Regions from separate parts of the Homo sapiens genome. Here all the other regions are linked to region 3. A link is a loop called in an ENCODE intact Hi-C map of the cell type or tissue named here. Cell type or tissue: heart right ventricle. All regions are shown on one strand. Links, peaks and the distances in the headings refer to the core of each region. The heading gives the core; the rest is flanking DNA.

Evidence for each region. A loop is a pair of places that touch in the nucleus more often than their neighbours do. Peaks named below come from ENCODE experiments on the same cell type or tissue, not always from the same donor. Only the 100,000 strongest peaks of a DNase experiment are listed, where the experiment ranks them.
Region 1: a loop joins it to region 3, with 8 times the contacts of the local background. A loop is called at or near these places in 30 of 110 quality-filtered maps.
Region 2: a loop joins it to region 3, with 3 times the contacts of the local background. A loop is called at or near these places in 74 of 110 quality-filtered maps.
Region 4: a loop joins it to region 3, with 3 times the contacts of the local background. A loop is called at or near these places in 79 of 110 quality-filtered maps.

Annotation. Positions count from the first base shown.
Region 1 is chr19:46,923,857-46,929,210 of GRCh38, forward strand. All of the region lies in intron 2 of ARHGAP35 (Rho GTPase activating protein 35), which reads left to right. Among named protein-coding and RNA genes, the nearest start is that of ARHGAP35, 66 kb to the left of the region's middle. In heart right ventricle, for the core only: no CTCF peak of the experiment used is centred there; no DNase peak of the experiment used is centred there; H3K27ac peaks cover 4,000 bases.
Region 2 is chr19:46,764,018-46,769,371 of GRCh38, forward strand. No RefSeq gene overlaps it. Among named protein-coding and RNA genes, the nearest start is that of STRN4, 20 kb to the left of the region's middle. In heart right ventricle, for the core only: a CTCF peak has its summit at 2,843 (motif pointing left); DNase peaks (open chromatin) are centred at 2,875 and 4,869; H3K27ac peaks cover 494 bases.
Region 3 is chr19:46,988,576-46,993,929 of GRCh38, forward strand. ARHGAP35 (Rho GTPase activating protein 35) reads left to right here. Exons shown (of 7, transcript NM_004491.5): 5 at 969-1,100. Among named protein-coding and RNA genes, the nearest start is that of NPAS1, 29 kb to the right of the region's middle. In heart right ventricle, for the core only: CTCF peaks have their summits at 2,775 (motif pointing left) and 2,982; a DNase peak (open chromatin) is centred at 2,766; H3K4me3 peaks cover 977 bases; H3K27ac peaks cover 4,000 bases.
Region 4 is chr19:46,755,324-46,760,618 of GRCh38, forward strand. It overlaps FKRP (fukutin related protein), which reads left to right. Exons shown (of 4, transcript NM_024301.5): 4 at 89-3,252. The coding sequence starts at 128. The coding sequence ends at 1,615. Among named protein-coding and RNA genes, the nearest start is that of STRN4, 12 kb to the left of the region's middle. In heart right ventricle, for the core only: a CTCF peak has its summit at 2,146 (motif pointing right); a DNase peak (open chromatin) is centred at 2,168.

The DNA of each region.
Region 1 (5,354 bases), core at 628-4,627, 65 kb before region 3:
GTTGCAGTGAGCCAAGTTCACGACACTGTATTCCAGCTTGGGCAACAGAGGGAGACTCTGTCTCAAAAAAAAAAAAGGAAAAAGGAAAAAAAATGTGTATATATATAAATACTCTTTATTTTTTCAGAAAAAGACATTTTGGTGACATGCCACAACAGAACTGTGTTATATAATAATCCTTCACCAGCAGATTATGATATATAGAAGGATTTTTTCACGTTAAAGCTTTTGCTACTCTCCCTCCCATGAAAGAACAGAGAACAGAGTTACTTGTCTGAAAGTACTGCAGGGACCTCTGGAAAGAAAGATTGCCAGAAACTTTTATTATTACAAATCCTACCAAATCAGAAGGTTCTAGAATCCAGGCTGTCTTGAGAGCTGACAATCCTGACAACTCTGTTGTAAAATGTAATACAGAGGCCAGTTTGGCAGCCCTGCGGGCCCCGAGAGATGGAGGAACAGGGTGCCATCACCCTCCCACAGAAATTGCATCCACTTTGTGCTACATCCCATAGTAGAGAGTGTTCCTGCATTACCGCTGACCAGGAGCTTCCAGAGTTTTCTCATCTGTGCAGTGTGAGAAAGGGCAGAGTGGTTCTGTATCCCTCCCCACCTGTGCTGACTATTAATAAATGCCATAGGCATCCTCCTGTCTGATTTTCCTTTGCCTGGCTTTTCTACATGGAGTCCTTTGTCTGCCTCCAGTGTTTTCTCCTCCAAAGGTTGGTAGGAGGCCACCCTGTGGAAAGCATTGCTTATTTAGGAAGCCAGAAAACGGCCTGACTTGCCTCCGGTATTTTCCCAGAGCTCACCTATTTAATGATACTGGAATCCAAACATTTTGAACATTTCTTCTCTTCCTCCTCCTCTCCCAATGAAGACTGTTGCCAGAACAGCTTAAAAATGCTGACAGTCTTCTAATTTGTGGGGGTGTTTGCACACCTGGAAATTAGGAAGGTGGCATAATAGCATACTGAATTATAACTATATTCTGACTTCTAGCTACATTTTTAATACTTACTGAAAATGATGCTTTAAAAACACATTCCCATGCAAGCCAGGCTTTAAAGAGCACACACTGTAGTGGAGGCTCAGCAGAAAACAGCTGATCACAGTGTGCCTCTAAGATAGCTGTGTTCATGCTGGTAATGAGCACTTCCTAACCTGAGACTTCCTTCCCCGGGTTGCTGGGTCAGCGTGCAAGAAGTGGTCGGCTTCCGGTCTATCTTTAGCTATGTGGGCCACACCTCTTCAAGTCAAATAAAAATGATACTTCTGGCCCAAGAGCAATAGCGTGCCAGAAGTCAGTTATGGAGTATCCTCTGGAAAGAGTGACTAGAAGGTGAAATTTTCTTTTCCTGCCTTGGAAAATGGTGCTTTGAAATGAGGGTAGTTGCTTTGTCATCCCAGTGCAGAGATGAGCAAATCCTTTGCCGCTAGAGCAAACCTCCTATTAAAATTGCTGCAGTTCGGAACACAGACTGGCACTTGTTTTACTGGAAAAGCAAGATGCCATCAGGGGAGAGAAGGGCCAAGCCAACCCCTGTGTGGGAGATTTGGCCTTTGGTTTTTATTGGCATGACAAAGCAATACAATATTTATTTGGAGGGAGGGGGCAGCTAGGCACTAGGATTTCAGTTGGTAAGGGAAAATACACTGAGTACCTCCTGCGTGCCAGGCACCATAGGGAAATGACACAGACCCTTCTTGCCCAGACCTTAGTACCCAGTTGAGGCAGCAAGGCCTACACAGCCACTGAAAATAGGTGGCCTGCCCAGGGAAGGCTATGTGTGGGCATGTCGGGTTAGTTATGTTAGAGTAGGTTGTAGTGATTAGGAGCTCAGGCTCTGGGAATCTGGGCTACAGTCAACTCCAGCTCCTCCGCTTCCTTAGTTGGACTTTGGGCATGTGAGTCACTTCTCCACATTCTTTCTGCAAAAGAGGGAGCACCTTCCTGATCAGGTTGTGAGAAATGAACACCGGGCGTAGTGCATGCTGGATAAGTGTCAGCTGTCATCATTTAACTAGACCCCAGAGAATGAGTGGAACTAAAGCAGTGGCATGAGGTAAGGAAGGACTTGAAGGTGGAAATATGCATATTGTATTCCGAGAAAGGAGAAAACTTGTCTGGTCTAGCTGAGGGCTTGAGGGACCAACATTATCCGTCCCGTCTTTTGGAAGTTTTAACCTCATGCATTACTGAGCTGCTTTCTTGGTACTTACCCTAGCAACCACCCTAACAAAAAAATAGCTATGCTCTGGGTACCAATGTGATACAGAAAAAAATCACTCAGTGCCCTTGGCTGATTTGCTAGATTAGGTCTTTACTATAAAACTGGAGTCGGAGTGAGGGAATCGCTTTCATTTCTCCTCATGAAAGTGCAGACTGTAAAGCTGACTCTCATTCTGGGTGCTTTTCCCAGCTGAACCATTTAGCAACCCACCCTCATAGTGGGAGCCTTCCGCACTCAGCTGAATGAAATTGAAAATCTACGATTGCACTTCAGTAGGGTCCATGAATAGTGGCTTTGTCTGTAAAGAGTTGTTGTTGCACATGGTCTCTGTCTCCCAGTGCCATGCGTTTGCAAAGACGAGATCAGGATCGGCAGGGTCTTATTTTAAAGCCAAAAAACAGGCTGGGGAGCCTTGTTCCACAAAGTATGCCTTTTGGTCATGCTGAAATGGCTGCGTTTGGTGTGTTTGACTGTGGATTTAAAAAGAAGACATTATTGGCTATTTACCCTTCTATCTGATGTGTTCTTATTTTGGTGCTAAAAAAAAAAAGACAAAACAGAATGATAAAGAAAATCTTTCACTCACTGCAGCAACCACATGACAAGACAACCTATTGAAAAGCTAACCAATTCAATCATGCATTGTTTGGTCTATAAGGCACCAAGTAACCAGTTTGACAGTTTGTGTCCCCCCCTAGTGAATTGGCTTATTTCATTGGATTCAGTGAATTGGCTGGTTGTTGTGGCTTTGTGTGGACACAGCTCTCATTTTGTGAGGCCTAGAATGGAGTTAAAGTTTCTAGTGTGAATAAAAACCAGCTGGGGAATTGGACTGCTTGCTCCCCTGGGAGGGATGTTGAGTTTTGACAGACAAGCTGAATGCGATGAAATATGAGCTCTTTGTAACCTGCCTAGGAAAGACTCTCAGTGTGTGCTTCAGAAATAGTCCTACTCAATGAGCTTTGAGACCAAATACATAACTTGGTTTTAAAAATGGGGTGGGCACACTGACTTGACCTTGGATTTTCTGTTTCCTGGAAAAATTGTGTCTTTTAAACGAGGTACTTTTGTTTCCAAGCCGAAGTTCAGTCATTCTTTTAGGAAGGAGACATGCATTTCGGTGCGTGGGCATTCAGTGAGCACTTGTTTTATGCCCAGCATTGTGTTGGGTGCCCTAGGTGTGGTAGTGACGTTAATCCAGCTTACAGTCTTGGGGATGTTAGGTTTTAAACATGTACTTGCATGCATTTTGAATATTACCAGAGGGAAGGTACAGGATACTAAGGAATTGTGTAACAAGGAAGTTTAACCTAAACTGCGGTATCAGGAAAGCTCCCCAAGGAAATGATATTTAAGGCTGAGACTTTGGAAGCTGAGGCAGACAAAGTCAGTGAGGATGGAAGCTTCATGGAGCTGAAAGAACTTCATGTGTTCAAAGAGTTGAAAGAAGCTTAGCGTGGCTGCTCTGGAGAGGTGAGGGGGACCCACGCCAAATAATAGAGGGCTGTGGCTACCACGTGAAGGGTTTTGTGTTTTTGTGCATTTATTGAATACTTACTGTGTGCCAGGTACGTGTCAGGCATTTTCACATCAATTTTTTATTTATTCCTCCTCCCAGTCTTAATGAGGTGATGTTTTTCATCCTTGATTTTGAGTTGAGGTAACTAAGGCTCAGAGAGATTAAACCTTGCCCAAGTGAGTGTAGCCACTGAGTGGAAGAGCTGAGATTCTGAACCCTGGTGTTCTGACTTCCACTTCCTGTGGATTTTCATCATCCAGTCTGCAGAAAAGTTGCTAATATTCAACAGTCAGGTGCCTATATTTAGACCACTCAATCAGTCCAGTCGATTTGTTCATTCAAACAAAAGATCTTTGATTATCTGAAAAAATCCATTTCTCCTCACTGCCCCCCAGAACAGCACGGTGCTGTTTGTTTCTAGCTTCAGAGCCTAGTTGAGTAGAGGACAAAAAAGGCATGGAGACATTGAAATAGCAACTGGAACTTTGAGAAATTGTTTCTCACTGGTGTCACTCGATTCTCAGTTTATTTTAAGCCTGAAGAACTTCTGTAGTGTGTTTTTGGTGATAAAAATAGACTATCTTTAACTATCTGCCTTAGCTTACAGCATACCTGTTCTTAAAAAAAAATTACGATAGGCAACCCAAATCTGTTTTTAAAAGAACTGGGAATTGTGCTGATGCCTCACTGAGCCAACTTGGTCTCCTCCACCACCTGGTGATACTGAAATACCTTTGTAGGGACTCAAATTATTCCAGCTCTAGTCAGGAATCACCTTTGCTTATAAGGCAAAGGCCTTCCAAATGGATTTTCTACAGCATTTGAGAGAAGCAAGCAATAAGAACTGACCCATAGCGTTGGAAAGTCCAAATTCAGTGTGTGTTGAACTTCAGGCAAGTGTTCATGAAAATGTACCTGGAACTAGTGGGCCCTCCTCGCTGTTTGGCTCCAGATCACACTGGCCACGAGTTGTCTTCTCGGGGGGGTGGATCCGCGGTCACCAGACTTCATGCCTTAATAGAACAAAAAGCTATGGTCTGCGCTGGGCGCGGTGGGTCACACCTGTAATCCCAGCACTTTGGGAGGCCGAGGCAGGCACATCACTTGAGGTCAGGAGTTCGAGACCAGCCTGGCCAACATGGCGAAACCCCGTCTCTACAAAAAATACAAAAATTAGCCAGGTGTGGTGGTGGACGCCTATAATCCCAGCTACTCGGGAGGCTGAGGCAAGAGAATCTCTTGAACCCGGGAGGCAGATATTGCAGTGAGCCAGGATCATGCCACTGCACTCCAGCCTGGGCAACAGAGGGAGACGGTCTCAAAAAAAAAAAGCTATGGTCTGGATTTAGTTAGGTCCTGCAATAGGATGACATGTCTCCGTTTCTTTCTCCATTATTTAAGATTAGGGATGACAGGAAGGCCAGGACTTTGTGGTCCTTCCTGTTCATCCGTAAATAAAGATGCTCCAAGATGGTGAGTGACTGAGTCATGGTATTAACTGCCAGCTTGAAGGAGACCATATCTAAGCATTTGTGCTTTAATAATAGATTTTGTCAGCAAGAATACATCTGCCTTCAGGTTTTCTTTTAAACTTGGGCGTG
Region 2 (5,354 bases), core at 902-4,901, 220 kb before region 3:
GAAATTTGGGGATGATGAGAATATCATGTATCTTGATTATGGGAGTGGTTTTTCACAGTATATTCATCTGTCAAAACTCATTTAACTGTATTTTATTTATTTATTTATTTATTTTGAGACAGGGTCTCGCAGCATTGCTCAGGCTGGTCTCAAACTCCTGGGCTCAAGCGATCCTTCTGCCTCGGCCTCTCAAAGTGCTGGAATTACAGGCATGAGCCTGGCCTAATTGATTTTAACGGGTGCAATTTATCATATGAAACAATTTTTTTGGAGCCAGCCTTGCTCTGTTGCCCAGGCTAGAGTGCAGTGGTGCAGTCTTGGCTCACTGCAACCTCTACCTTCTGGATTCAAGTGATTCTCATGCCTCAGCCACCTGAGTAGCTGGGATTACAGGTGTGCACAACCACACCTGGTTAATTTTTGTATTTTTAGTGGAGATGGAGTTTCACCATGTTGGCCAGGCTGGTCTTGAACTCCTGGCCTCAAATGATTTGCCTTGACCTCCCAAAGTGCTAGGATTACAGGTGTGAGCCACCTTGCCCGGCCTATTGTATGTAAATTATACCTCAATAAAGTTGACCTCAAAAAGAGCAGATGGGGGCAGAATCCAACAGGCCTAAGAACATTGACCTGTCTCTAAGAGAGACAAAACTGAGTCACTGCCCTCTGCCTTTCTGTCCCCATACTGCCACTCTGAGCCTAGAACCCAGGACCAACCCTAATCCGGGGCCAGCCTGGGCCCTCCTTCCTGGGCCAAGCTCCTTCAAAGAGGCAAGAGGGGTGGGTGGGGCAATGGAGAAAGGGAGAGAAAGGTGGGAGCTGGGAACTGGGACCCAGGGAGTGACCGTCAAAGTGCCTTTTCTTCTGCTCTTACGTAACCTGCACTAGCAGCCTTTGGGTGAGGCATAAGAGAGCCATTGTCACCGGCGGGTGAGACCTGGCAGTGCTCATCCAAGGTCACATAGTTGCCAGGCAGCAGAGTCGAGACTGAACCAGCCTCTTCCACCATTCCACGAGTGTTTATTGAGCTCCTGCTATACGCATGCACCGGACCCTATGCTAGACTCTGAGCCTACAGCAGTGAACAATTCAAAGATGGTTCCCCCACAGAGTGACCTTCCCAGTGGGGACAGGCAGGAAACAATAAACATCATAAACCAGTGAATTCTATCGTCTGTTGGGAGGGGACTGTTGCTATTAAAAAAGGAGAACAGGGCAGGGCACGGTGGTTCACAACTATAATCCCAGCACTTTGGGAGGCGTAGGTGGGAGGATCCTTTCAGCCCAGGAGTTCAAAACCAGCCTGGACAACATACAGAGACTGTGTCGCTACAAAAAACAAAAATTAAGAAAAAAAAATAGCTGGGCAGGGTAGCATGGGCCTATAGTCCCAGCTACTTAGGAGGCTGAGGTGGGAGTGTCACTTGAGCCTGGGAGGTCAAAGCTGAAATGAGCTGTGATCATGAAACTGCATTCCAGCCTGGGCAACAGAGCAAGACCCTGTCTTTAAAAAAAAAAAAAAAAAGTAGAGCAGGCCTGGCGTGGTGGCTTATGCCTGTAATCCCAGTACTTTGGGAGGCCGAGGTGGGAGGATTGCTTGAGCTCAGGAGTATGAGCCTGGCCAGCCTGGGCCATAGAGCAAGACCCCATCTCTGTTTGTTTGTTTGTTTGTTTGTTTGTTTGTGACAGGGTCTATCTCTGTCTCCCAGGCTGGAGTGCAGTGGCGCGATCTTGGCTCACTGCAACCTCTGCCTCCCGGGTTCAACAATTCTCATGCCTCAGCCTCCCGAGTAGCTGGGATAACAGGCGCCCGCCACTACACCCAGCTAATCTTTGTATTTTTAGTAGAGACAGGTTTTTGCCACATCTCTCGAACTCCTGACAGCGAGTGATCCACCTGTCTCGGTCTCCTAAAGAGCTGGGATTACAGGCGTGTACCACGACACCTGGCTAATTTTTGTATTTGTAGTAGAGACAGGGTTTCGCCATGTTGGCCAGGCCGGTCTTGAACTCCTGGCATCAAGTGATCTGCCTGCCTCAGCCTCCCTAAGTGCACAGATTACAGGCATGAGCCACTGCGTCTGCCCAAGACCCCATCTCTTAATAAAAAAAAAAAAAAAAAAAAAAAAAAAGAGGAAAAGGGCTGGGCGTGGTGGCTCACGCCTGTAATCCCAGAACTTTGGGAGGCCTGAGGTGGGCAGATCACGAGGTCAGGAGATCGAGACTATCCTGGCTAACATGGTGAAACCCCCGTCTCTACTAAAAATACAAAAAAAAAAAAAAAAAAAGCCGGGTGTGGTGGCGGGCGCCTGTAGTCCCAGCTACTCGGGAGGCTGAGGCAGGAGAATGGCGTGAACCCGGGAGGCGGAGCTTGCAATGAGCCGAGATCGTGCCACTGCACTCCAGCCTGGGCGACAGAGCGAGACTCCGTCTCAGAAAAAAAAAAAAAAAGAGAAAAGGGTAGAATAGGGTATGGGTTGGGTGGGTGAGGGTGGGGGCAGGAAGCAGGGGTGGTAGAATTAAATAAAGCGGTCAGAGAAGGCTCACTGAGGTGACATTGCAGCCAAGTCGAGAGGGAGGTGTGGGAAGAGCCAAATGGAAATCTGGGGGGCAGAGCAGCCAAGAGAGGAACAGCCTGTGCAAAGGCCCTGAGGCACCAGCAGGCCTGGCATGTTCAAGGAATGGCAGAGGCTGGAGTAAGAGAGGGAGGAGGAGAGTGGGAAGAGGTGAGGTCGGTGAAGTAAGGCGCATCCTACAGAGGCTATGGGGAGCACCTTGGATTTTTCTCTGGGTTCTGAGCTGCGGAGGGCCACGAGCTGCCATGATGGAAACAGGCGCCCTCTGGAGGCCATATGGGGAACAGACGGAAGAGGTTGGGGCTCAGGAGTCCCGGCGTGAAGGCAATTGCAATAGTTCAGGTGGGAGATGATGGCAGCTGGCCAGGGTGGTACCCAGTGTGGAAGGTGTAGAGGGGCCAGATTTGGGGTTTGAGGGCAGAGAAACTGAGATTTCTGGTAGCTTGAATGTGGGATATGACGGGCAGAAGGAGGGCGTAGCAGGGGAAGGAAATAAAGTGGCTTGTTCTGTATGTGACTGGAGCCCAGCTCCTTGCACCAACCCGGGCTCCTGCACCCCTCAGCAGGCCCAGGGATCCCCACCGCCAGGCCGGAGCCAACCCCATGGAACCCAAAGTGCTCAAGCTCCCCAGTGAATGAGGCTCTTAATGTATCACCGCCCGTCAGGCCTGGCCTGGCATCCGGGTTTCTCCACCTGCGGGGTGCAGGGGCCACATTGGTGGGTTCCAGATTCCAAGTTCCAGTATTTGGAGGAGGTGGCAGAGGAGGGCCCCCACCCCACCGTTTTCATCTTTCACCCAAGATTTGCACAGGTTTCATTTTAATGACAGTCCACTGTCTGTTTGTTAGTTAGCTTTGAGATAGAGTCTCACTCTGTTGCCCAGGCTGGAGTGCGGTGGCAAGATCTCAGCTCACTGCAACCTCCGCCTCCTGGGCTCAAGCGATTCTCCCACCTCAGGCTCCTGAGTAGCTGAAACTACAAATGTCCAGATAATTTTTTACATTTTTAGTAGAGACGGGGTTCCACTATGTTGGCCAAGCTGGTCTCAAACTACTAACCTGAGATGATCCACCTGCTTCGGCCTCCCAAAGTGCTGGGATTACAGGCATGAGCCACTGCGCCCAGCCACCCAGCCACTGGTTTTAAAAAATGTTTGACACTGGGCACAGTGGCTCATGCCTGTAATCCCAGCACCTTGGGAGGCTGAGGTGGGTGGATCACCTGAGGTCAGGAGTTGGAGACCATCCTGGCCAACATGGTGAAACCCCATCTCTACTAAAAAAAAAAATACAAAAATTAGCCGGGCGTGGTGGCAGGCACCTGTAATCCCAGCTATTCGGGAGGCTGAGGCAGGAGAATCGCTTGAACCCGGGAAGTGGAGGTTGCAGTGAGCTGAGATCACATCATTGCACTCCAGCCTGGGGGACAAGAGCGAGACTTCATCTCAAAAAAAAAAAAAAAAAAAAAGCAGTGGCTGGGTGCAGTGGTGCATGCCTGTAATCCCAACACTTTGGCCTGGGAGTTCCAGACCAGCCTGGGCAACATAGTGAGATCCCTTGTTTACAAAACAAAACAAAACAAAAACAAAAACCTTTTCTAATTAAAAATAGCTGGGCATGGCCAGGCACAGTGGTGGCTCACTCCTGTAATCCCAGCACTTTGGGAGGCTGAGGCAAATCACCTGCGGTCGGGATTTCGGGACCAGCCTGGCCAACATGACAAAACCCCGTCTCTACAAAAAATACAAAAATTAGCCAGGCCTGGTGGCAGGTGCCTGTGTGGGGAAAAGAAAAAGAGAGATCAGACTGTTACTGTGTCTATGTAGAAAAGCAAGATATAAGAAACTCCATTTTGATCTGTACTAAGAAAAAATTGTTTCTGCTTTGAGATGCTGTTAACCTGTAACTTTAGCCACAACCCTGTGCTCACAGAAACATGTGCTGTAAGGAATCAAAGTTTAATGGATTTAGGGCTGTGCAGGATGTGCCTTGTTAACAATATGTTTGCAGGCAGTATGCTTGGTAAAAGTCATCGCCATTCTCCATTCTCTATTAACCAGGGGCACAATGCACTGCAGAAAGCCGCAGGGACGTCTGCCCAAGAAAGCCTGGGTATTGTCCAGGGTTTCCCCCGACTGAGACAGCCTGGGATATGGCCTCATGGGAAGGGAAAGACCTGACTGTCCCTCAGCCTGACACCTGTAAAGGGTCTGTGCTGAGGAGGAGTAGTGAGAGAGGGAGGCCTCTTTGCAGTTGAGATAAGAGGAAGGCTTCTGTCTCCTGCTCGTCCCTGGGAATGGAATGTCTCGATGTAAAGCTGACCATTCCCATTCGTTCTATTCTGAGCTAGGACAAAACCTCCCTGTGGCTGGAGGCGAGATATGCTGGCAGCAATACTGCTCTGTTGCCCTTTGCTACACTGAGATGTTTGGGTAAAGAGAAACATAAATCTAGCCTACTGCACATCCAGGCACAGTACCTTTCCTTGAACTTACTCATGATACAGATTCCTTTGCTCACATGTTTCCCTGCTGACCTTCTCCTCACCTGTTGCCCTGCTACACTCCCCTCGCTAAGATAGTAAAAATAATGATCAATAAATACTGAGGGAACTCAGAGGCTGGCGCCAGTACAGGTCCTCCGTATGCTGAGCGCCGGTCCCCTGGGCCCACTGTTCTCTCTCTATACTTTGTCTCTGTGTCTTATTTCTTTTCTCAGTCTCTCGTCCCACCTGACGAGAAATACCCATAGGTGTGGAGGGGCTGGTCCCCTTCATGC
Region 3 (5,354 bases), core at 513-4,512:
GCTGAGCCAGCTTCAAGAGGCCTAAAGTCAGGCAGCCAAACTACCTCTTGGAATTGCCCACACTGTGGGATGAGAAGCCACGTCCCCCAGTGCCAGAAGCAAAAGCACCAGAGCAGGGCACATTCCCATCTATCAGCAGCCAGGGCAGGAGGCACCACCCAGAGTGGACACCACACCCACTTCCCAGGTGGGCGGCCCTTGCGCCTTGCAGCACCGCAGTCGGGCTCAGCTGGCCGGCAGCAGGCAGAGGGGACCGCAGGACAGGGAAACGCCTGCTAATCTGTGGGAGACACGAGGCCAAAGTGAGGGTAGAGCCCCCAGTGTGGGATGCATTTGTATATATGGGAGATCCTGTACCAGCTTACCTCCCCCATAGTGGAACCTGGTACTGTCCATCTGTAGAGATTTCTTCGTCATCAGGAACGCACTGAAGTATGTATGCAATGAGAAGGAAAGCATGACATGGGTCAGCGGTGCCTGTGGCTGGGAAGGGCCAGAGAGAGAAAAAATGAGCCTATTTGCCCTCCCACCATAGGGGACAAGGATGGAGGCAGCAGTCACAGTGGTTGCTAACATCTTTGTGACCTACCTGGAAAGCGAGCCACCCTTTAGGAAAGCCGCCTCCTTCTTCTGTGATGGGAAGGGAGTAAGGAAGAGGCAACAGCATATCAAAGCCAGATGAAGGCAAGCTCCTGGCACCAAAAACCAGCATGTGGGGGTAGCACCCCTGCCCCGAGAGTGGTAGAAGGGGCAGTTCAGCAGTCTCGGAAAGAGGTGCTGGGGCCAGCCCATGCCTGAACCTCAGAACTCGCGTTAGCGCTCACAAGTCCCACCCCTCCAATCCTTGCCAGTCCTGAGGCCGTCTCTGGCTCCTTGAGGTTTCTCTAGCCTCTCCTGAGCCCCGAGTTGTCCTGATGCTTCTGCCTGGCTTAGAATGGTTTGGCCTCACTCTCCTGACTTCCTTTCAGACCACAACCTGGACCTGGCAGAGAAAGACTTTACGGTGAATACCGTGGCTGGTGCCATGAAGAGCTTTTTCTCAGAACTGCCTGACCCCCTGGTCCCGTATAACATGCAGATCGACTTGGTGGAAGCACACAGTGAGTACCGGCAGCCCAGTGTTGGGCGGATTGAGGGAGAAAGGGCTTGGCACTGGAAGAATAGGTCCTGCCCTCAGAATGGATGCTGGCTGTTAGAGCTGAGGTTTGAAGGACAGAGGGCAAGGGAATTAACCAGATGACAGCAATGGGACTTGCAAATCGGGCTCCTGCCCTTGTAGACCTTAGGTGCTTATCTGAGGGTTACACCAAGAGAGTTGCAGGTTTCCCCCAAACTCTCATTAGTTAAGAGCATGGTTTCGGTGTCAGACTTGGCTCCTTCGCTTGTGGCCGACTTAACCTTCCCTGCCCCTTGTGTCCTGCCGTTGTTACCATCCCTACTCCTGCGGATGAAATTCTATTCGGAAAGGCCTAGAAGTGAGGCTGTGAATAGCCTATTTAATAGTAGGTCTTATTTTTCTTTCCCCTCTTCTTACCTGTCTTCTCCTACCTCTCATGTAATGAAGTTAACATGGGTCTAGGGTCCTACAGCCTCTTAGGAAGCCGGCCTCTGGAGGGAAAGAGATGACTCCAGTGGCCCTGGCCAAGTAATCATTTGATGCTGTAGCAAATTAGCACCTCTGGTTTTAATGGTATCCTGTGTGCCATGCCACCTTGCCTCATCAGTTGTTCCTGCCCCAGCCTGCCTCTCTGTAGAGGTGTTTGTCCAGATGGGCGAGCCTTCTCACTGGCCAGCCTTTCCCTGGACTTTGTGTAGTACCACAGAGGATGCCTGACCTCTCAGAGCGTCCCACCATGTGGCCCTCACTACCTTTTAAGTCATCAGCAGCCTTCCTGCTTTGTGCCTCTGGCAGGCCAAGACCCAGCAGCAGCCCTTGCTGTGCAGCTGCAGAAGGGAGTGTCTCTGCTAGCTGCCCAGAGATCACAGCCACCTGTGATCCAGCAACCAGAGGGTGGGGAAGAGGAAAGGAGACGTGTTCCTCAGGGGCAAGACATTAGTCTCATCTTGTCACTGCCCACCTCTAAAGAGGGAGCTTTAAACAAGCACAATTTATTCACAAGCCTGATGGTGTAGGCAGAAATTTGAGGGAGGTGATGGATCAGCATGGCCCCGAGTCCTGGGTCACTGACTCTTAGTAGCATCTGAAGGAGACAGGTGTGCAAGAAGCCCACCCCTGAACTGTCAGAGCCTCAATAGTGACAGGGCTGCGGGGCCTCCAAGCTCATCCTTCCAGGGTCTGCACTTCCTATGGTGTCTGTTTTCACAATCTGGATGCCACCTTCACCTTATTCTGTCCACACTCTCTTAGCTGACTGGAATTGTTCACAGCTCCTGACCCTATCTAAGCCCACAGGGATGGGGCAGGAGAGCGTGGTACTCCTGGGAGGGTCATAGAGTAGCCTGCTTTCTGAAGACGGGAGTCAGGGTTTCTCCAGGGGAGTTAGTGGGTGGGGACAGTTGCAGGCTTCTCCCCTGATCCTGCTGTCTGAAGATAGAGGCTTTCCCAGCAGTCACTTCTCCAGCAGGCTCCAGGCAGGCACAGATGTGAAGTCGCATGGGAAATCTCTATTCTGGAGCCAGCTTTCTTTCCACGGAAGCTTGTCTCACAGTGGAAGTTAGGAAAAGAGGAAGGCGTAGACTGATACCCAGTTTGCTGGAAGCCGGGAATTCCTGTCTGCATTTGTCTTGACTTGGCGCCATCTAGAGGTGCGTGAAATCCTGCCACCCGGCAGAACCCCATTGTTTCTGCGGGAACTGCTGACACAGCACCTTTTTGTGTAGGGTTGTGGGGCCGGCAGGAACGGGAGGTGCTATTGATAGGGAATCAGCCACCCTTCCCACAGCAGCTCTCACCCAGCTTCCACTGCTCAGGAGGTGGCTTCTGGCCGCTGCTACTGCAGCAGCCTGGGAAAGGGTGGAGGTTTCCCACTTCCTCTTCCCATTGTGTGTTTCCTGTCCCCGACGGTACTCAGCGGGGGCTCCGTTGTCTTGAACCTGACCGAAGCGGGTGGGAGAGGAGAAGATCTTGCTGACATGGCACCTCTCCCGGCCATAGCAGTTGACTGAAAAGCTGGGCTGTGGATGTTGCAGGGCCAGGTTCAACTGAGCCGCAGATACCAGGCAGTGCAAAAGTTAGTAGTGTTAAGGGATATTATGGAAAAAAGATGATTGTGCCCCAAAGTAGCTCTTCCCAGACTGGCTGGGGTTTCCATGGCTACATCAACTTGACCAGTTCTTTCTACTTAATCCCTGAGAGCAATTGTGTCTCTATATGTTCAGGCCTTGGAACCAGTTTCAAATCCCATCACAACAAATATCAAGGTCACTAGCAAATGGTTTTGTTAGCTCCAGAATTTCACAATATTGAACACTGCTGAAAATGTACTCGCAAAATAGAGACGTTTGTGATTATTTGCCAGTTATTTTCCTCCCACACTCAAGGTGACACGTGGGAGATTCAGAAATGAACAGCAGCAGCAACCGCACCGCCCATGGCCTGTGTGCCTGCCTAGGCTGGGCCCGGCTCTCCACGAGGCACTTGATTCCCACCACTGATCTTCCTTTGAGGAAGATGGTATTATAATACATCTCCATTTTACAGAGAAGGAAACAGCTTCTCAGAGGTGATACAGCCTGCCCAGGGTCACACCGCTAGGGAGTGGCAAGCCGGGGCTTGAGTCCCTGCGTACGTGGGTGCAAATGAAGTTCTCTGAAGACAGAGCAAAGCTGAGCTTGAAGTGCACAAACCCCAGCAAGGAAGGCGCGAGGAAGAGGGCTTCACAGGGGAGATGGGCCAGGGTTTCAGGAGGCAGAAGAAAAGGCTTGCGCTGCCTGTTCTGTCTCCTACCTGTAGCCCACCCCCACCTTCAAGAGTCGCTCTTGCCTGGTTTCTCCCCGTCTCTGTGACTCCCTCCTCCCTGCCTATCTGGAGTCGACCCCGTCCAGCTGGTGTCCACAGGCCCTGTCCTATGGCTTTTGTGCTGGAAGGGGTGCTAGAGCTGGCTCCGTCTCAAGCCAGAGGGTCAGGACCAAAGGACCTGTGGCTCCAGGGTCCGCATTAACTCCCTGTAATAGCTCACAAAATTCAGTCTTTTTAATTTAAGGAGAGACCAGTCATTTTCATCACATTGTTGAAGGGGATGTGTGACCCGAACATGGTTCAGGATGCCAGCTCATTGTCTCGGCCTTTCCATTTGACAGATGAGACTGTTGGGGCTAGAGATAACAGTGCAGCCTAGGTTACCAGGGGACGGCCCTGCTGCTCTCTGGGCTCTTGTTCACCAGCTGCCTTGGGACGTTACTGGTTCTGGGATCCTGCCTTCCTTTGATCTGTCCACATAGCTGCCCGAGGGCACGGGGGTGCTTCTCACACCCACGTACGGGGTCATTAATTTCACAGCTAGCCAGGCCCCGTGTGGACAGGGACAGATGGCAGTGGGCACACACATATGTGGTCCCAGGCTCAGTCTGGTGGGACAGGACATTCAACAGGTGATTGCAAAGCCGTGTCTCCAGGGGAAGGACAGCTTGGATTCTCCATCCTGAGCCCTGCAGAGTGAGGTCTTGGCCTTGGAGTTGTTTACCACCTGGGGCGGGGAGAGCCGACGCCGGACGAGCCTGCGTGATCACTGAAGGGCTGTGACCTTGAGCCGGGCTTTCCCTTTCCTGGCGATGCAGGCGTGCAGATGGTCAGCGGCGGCCAGCAGGGACTTTCCTCCAGGCACCGAGCTGGCAGCAGCAGACCCAGGCCTAGAGCTTGGTTGGCAGCCTGGCTGCCAGTGATGGCAAGTGGCGCAGCACAGCCAGGGCAGGAGTGTTCTTTGGGAACAGGGTCTCTGCCGCCACTTTGTTTGACCTTGGACCGGTATTCTGGCTTTGTGAGGCCTGGTGTGTCTGTTTTGTAAGAGGTATGGGAAGCTAATCGGTAAGGTCCCTGTGCCCTCTGTCTGTCCCCTCCCCTCCCTCCTGAGTTCTTGGGGTCTCTATTGTACTAAATTGCTGGATCTGTGTCCAGGCTGTCTTGGTTCAACTGGCCCAAAAATGCCTCCCTTGGACGTTTCTTGTTGTCTCAGTCGATGGCCCCTAAGTTCAAAAGTATGATGTCCCAGGAAGAGGTGCAGCTCCCAGCCCACGCCCCCTGAGCAAGAGCAGAGCCACCTGGAGCCAAGCCAAGCAAAGGGGTGAGCGCAGTGTGGAGGCTGGGGTCTCCTCCATAGGCCACCTTCTCTCCCGGCCCACGCCCCTGGACTCCTGTCTACCCCTGACCACACACTGGAGCAGGATGGGTTGTTTGT
Region 4 (5,295 bases), core at 1-4,000, 230 kb before region 3:
AGCTGTAGAAAGGGGCAAGGCTGAGGGTGGCAGAAGGGGGTGGTTCTGACAATCAGCTGCTGCCTTCCCTTTCGTCCCCCTCCCCCAGGATGCCCCGGAGGCCCAGCTAGCCCCAGACTTCGGCCCCATGCGGCTCACCCGCTGCCAGGCTGCCCTGGCGGCCGCCATCACCCTCAACCTTCTGGTCCTCTTCTATGTCTCGTGGCTGCAGCACCAGCCTAGGAATTCCCGGGCCCGGGGGCCCCGTCGTGCCTCTGCTGCCGGCCCCCGTGTCACCGTCCTGGTGCGGGAGTTCGAGGCATTTGACAACGCGGTGCCCGAGCTGGTAGACTCCTTCCTGCAGCAAGACCCAGCCCAGCCCGTGGTGGTGGCAGCCGACACGCTCCCCTACCCGCCCCTGGCCCTGCCCCGCATCCCCAACGTGCGTCTGGCGCTGCTCCAGCCCGCCCTGGACCGGCCAGCCGCAGCCTCGCGCCCGGAGACCTACGTGGCCACCGAGTTTGTGGCCCTAGTACCTGATGGGGCGCGGGCTGAGGCACCTGGCCTGCTGGAGCGCATGGTGGAGGCGCTCCGCGCAGGAAGCGCACGTCTGGTGGCCGCCCCGGTTGCCACGGCCAACCCTGCCAGGTGCCTGGCCCTGAACGTCAGCCTGCGAGAGTGGACCGCCCGCTATGGCGCAGCCCCCGCCGCGCCCCGCTGCGACGCCCTGGACGGAGATGCTGTGGTGCTCCTGCGCGCCCGCGACCTCTTCAACCTCTCGGCGCCCCTGGCCCGGCCGGTGGGCACCAGCCTCTTTCTGCAGACCGCCCTTCGCGGCTGGGCGGTGCAGCTGCTGGACTTGACCTTCGCCGCGGCGCGCCAGCCCCCGCTGGCCACGGCCCACGCGCGCTGGAAGGCTGAGCGCGAGGGACGCGCTCGGCGGGCGGCGCTGCTCCGCGCGCTGGGCATCCGCCTAGTGAGCTGGGAAGGCGGGCGGCTGGAGTGGTTCGGCTGCAACAAGGAGACCACGCGCTGCTTCGGAACCGTGGTGGGCGACACGCCCGCCTACCTCTACGAGGAGCGCTGGACGCCCCCCTGCTGCCTGCGCGCGCTGCGCGAGACCGCCCGCTATGTGGTGGGCGTGCTGGAGGCTGCGGGCGTGCGCTACTGGCTCGAGGGCGGCTCACTGCTGGGGGCCGCCCGCCACGGGGACATCATCCCATGGGACTACGACGTGGACCTGGGCATCTACTTGGAGGACGTGGGCAACTGCGAGCAGCTGCGGGGGGCAGAGGCCGGCTCGGTGGTGGATGAGCGCGGCTTCGTATGGGAGAAGGCGGTCGAGGGCGACTTTTTCCGCGTGCAGTACAGCGAAAGCAACCACTTGCACGTGGACCTGTGGCCCTTCTACCCCCGCAATGGCGTCATGACCAAGGACACGTGGCTGGACCACCGGCAGGATGTGGAGTTTCCCGAGCACTTCCTGCAGCCGCTGGTGCCCCTGCCCTTTGCCGGCTTCGTGGCGCAGGCGCCTAACAACTACCGCCGCTTCCTGGAGCTCAAGTTCGGGCCCGGGGTCATCGAGAACCCCCAGTACCCCAACCCGGCACTGCTGAGTCTGACGGGAAGCGGCTGAAGCCCTGATAACCTCGCCTTTGTTTTTCGGGGGTCTGTCTGGATGTGGAGAAGCTCTGTGTGAGCGGTGAGGGGTGGAGGGATGTCGCGGAGAGGGGAAGGGGGAAACTGACCAAGAAAGAAATTCTAAGGAGAGCATGAGAGAAGGCTGGCATTGGCAGGAGGAGAGCACCAGGACGAGGATGGGAAGCGACCTCCAGATTTATCAAATGGTCATGCCCACTGGGAGCCGTGGATATGCGTGGGGACATCCTGGGTCATCTCAGTCATGGAGGGAGACGGGGATGTCACGCCGTCCCGCAGGGCCCAGCACAGCCCCAGACCCGAAAAAAGTGTTCTGCCCAAGATTCCGAGAGCCCTGCGCTCTAGGGCAGGGGCAGAGTTTTGGAAACAGTGCAGGCTCTGGAGCCAGACTGGCGAGATTCAAATCCTGGCTCTATCGCTTCGGAGCCAGGTGGGCCTGGGGGGGCGTCGCAGTCTCTCTGTGCCTCAGTTGCTTCCAGGATGCGGGACCCTTGGCTGCAGGGGTTGCTTCCGCCACTAGAGGGCGCGCCGGTCCCGCTCCTGGTGGCCCACTGTGGCTGCCCGGGCGACAGTACGCCCAGGGCCTGTGTTCCATAGCCATCTACTCTCTTGAGCCTTTGGACTTCTCTCCAAGCCCCTGTGGGAGGCGGACAGCAGTGACCACCTCCCCTTCTTTTGGACTGCGACCTCCTTCCCTCCTGGGAGAGCCCTGTGACCTGCATGCTACTCTTAACTGTTCTATTCAAGACTGAATAGAAGTATTTCAGTCTTGCAGAGGAGGAAATGCTCAGAGCTCCGAGGTGCGGCTGTGGTCGAGAACCGGGTGCTGGGCCGGGCGCGGGGGCTCACGCCTGTAATCCCAGCACTTTGGGAGGCCGAGGTGGGAGGATCGCTTGAGCCCAGGAGTCTGAGACCAGCCTCGGCAACATGCCAAGACCCCGTCTCTATTTTTAAAAAAGAAAAAGAACCGACTTCTGAATCGCAGCTCCACTCATGACTAATACCTCATTATTTCAGCTGTCTGCACCTAATTCCCCACTTGCACGGCAGTGTAGACAATAACCATAGCTCACACTCACTGAGCACCTACTGGGTACCAGGCACCATTCTCAGTGTTTCACCTGGATCAACTAATGCGTCCCTCACCTCAGCCCTCTGAAGTGACAGCTGCTATTATTTTCATTACACAGATGAAAAAGCTGAGGCCAGAATCGTGAAGTCACTTGCTCAAGGTCAGGCAGCTTAGGAAGGGGCAGATCGGGGGCTTGAACCCAGGTGGTCAGGCTCTGGAGCCCACAATTGTCTTACCCACTATGCCCCTCTCTAGTCATGGTCCCCAAGAGGGGCTTGGAGACCCACTTAGCAGGTGAAAGCAATGGCAGCCTTCCTTATTTGATTATGCACCTAAGAATAAATGGTATTTGGGCATGTATTCCCAATATGTGTATATTTATTTATAAATATATACAGATACTATTATCTGTATGTTAGTAATAAAGCTTAAATTATTCCATTTTAAAATTATGAATATGAATAGGGTTTTTTTTATGTTTCTTGCCTCATCCCAATGACTTTTGCACACCCAGGTGTGAGCACCCAGCATTCAAGACCACGGGTTAAAAAAAAAAAAAAAAAGCTGGCCGGGCGTGGTGGCTCACGCCTGTGATCCCAACACTTTTGGGAGGCTGAGACAGGAGGAACACTTGAGCTCGGGAGTTCGAGACCAGCCTGAGCAATAGAGCAAGACTCTTGTCAATTAAAAATAATAAATAAAGCCAGGCATGGTGGCTCACGCCTATAATCCCAACACTTTGGGAGCCCAAGGCGGACGGATCACAAGGTCAAGAGATCGAGACCATCCTGGCTAACACAGTGAAACTCCGTCTCTACTAAAAATACAAAAAATTAGCTGGACATGGTGGCGGGCACCTGTAGTCCCAGCTACTCAGGAGGCTGAGGCAGGAGAATGGCATGAACCCGGGAGGCGGAGCTTGCAGTGAGCCAAGATTGTGCCACCGCCCTCCAGCCTGAGCAACAGAGCAAGACTCCATCTCAAAAAAATAAAATAATAAATAAGAGGCAAAATGTTAAAAATAAGCAAGGACTGGGCACAGTGGCTCATGCCTGTAATCCCGGTACTTTCGGAAGCCAAAATTGGAGGATCCTTTAAGGCCAAGAGTTCAAGATCAGCCTGGGCAACATAGCGAGATCCCCTGTCTCTACAAAATAATAAAAAAATAGCCACTGTTTTAGTCCCTTCTCATGCTACTAATAAAGACCTACCTGAGACTGGGTAATTTATAAAGGAGGAAAGGTTTAATCGACCCACAGTTCAGCACGGCTGGGGAGGCCTCATGAAACTTACAATCATGGCAGAAGGGGAAGCAAACACATCTTGTGATGGCAGGAAGAAGAAGTTCCAAGCAAAAGGGGAAAGTTCCTTATAAAACCATTAGATCTCATGAGAACTCACTATCACGAGAATAGCATGGGGGTAACTGCCCCCATGATTCAATTACCTCGCACCCAGTCCCTCCCACGACACATGGGGATTATCAGAACTACAATTCGAGATGAGATTTGGGTGGAAACACAGCCAAACCATATCAGCCAGGCATAATGGCATGCACCTGTAGTCCTAGCTACTGGGGAGGCTGAGGCAGGAGGATTGCTTAAGCCTAGGAGATCAAGACTGCAGTGAGCTCTGATTGCACCTCTGCACTCCAGCCTCGGCAACAGAGCATTATCCCATCCCCCCACAAAAAAAAAGAAAAAAAGAAAAGACATGGGCTTGAGGTTGGAGAGGACCGGGTTTCCCAGTGCTGCCACCTTCTCCCAGGGCCTCTATTGACTCTGTCTCTGCGCCCCCACCTTGCATTTGGGAAGTGGAAGCAATGAGATCGCTCCTCCCACAGGAGTGTGTTCGCGGTAAAGGGGCCCAGAGTCTGGCTGGGTTTGAATCCTGGCTTGGCCACTTGGTTTCTTTGTACTCTCAGACAAGTCGCTGCCTCTCTGAACCTGTAAACTGGGGAGATTGGTAATATTTCACAATTGTACATTCCTGGGAGGAGGAGGCTTCATAGACCAGCAAGAGAAGATTACTGTTTGGCCGAGTCTCCTGAGGCTCAGACATCCAAAGCCTGACTTCTTGTAACCCAACCCCTGCTTTTAACCACTGAACCCAAAAATGGTTCACAAAGAGACTTGGCAGGTCCACAGGGAGGATTCTGGAATGCATGGGGATGATTTGCATTATCATCATGACTGGAAGCTGCTCTTGGCTCTTGGCAGACGTGGTCCAGGGATGCAGATGTCTTGTAATATTCAGGAATCTCCACACAGTACAGCATCATCCCTTGTCTCATGCAGCTTCCAGATGTCTCATTGGACATTCACGAAGGAAGGGTAATATTCAAAATGTTTTGCCACTGGTACTGTAATATAAATTAGTATATGTCAATGTATGCATCAAATTTTTAAAATATTTTAGGCCAGGCATAGTGTAATCCCAGCACCTTGGGAGGCCAAGACAGGAGGATGGCTTGAAGCCAGGAATTCGAGACCAGCCTGGGCAACATAGAGAGACCCTCATCTCTACAAAACATTTCAAAAATTGAGCAGGGCGTGGTGGTTTACACCATTAATCCCAGCACTTTG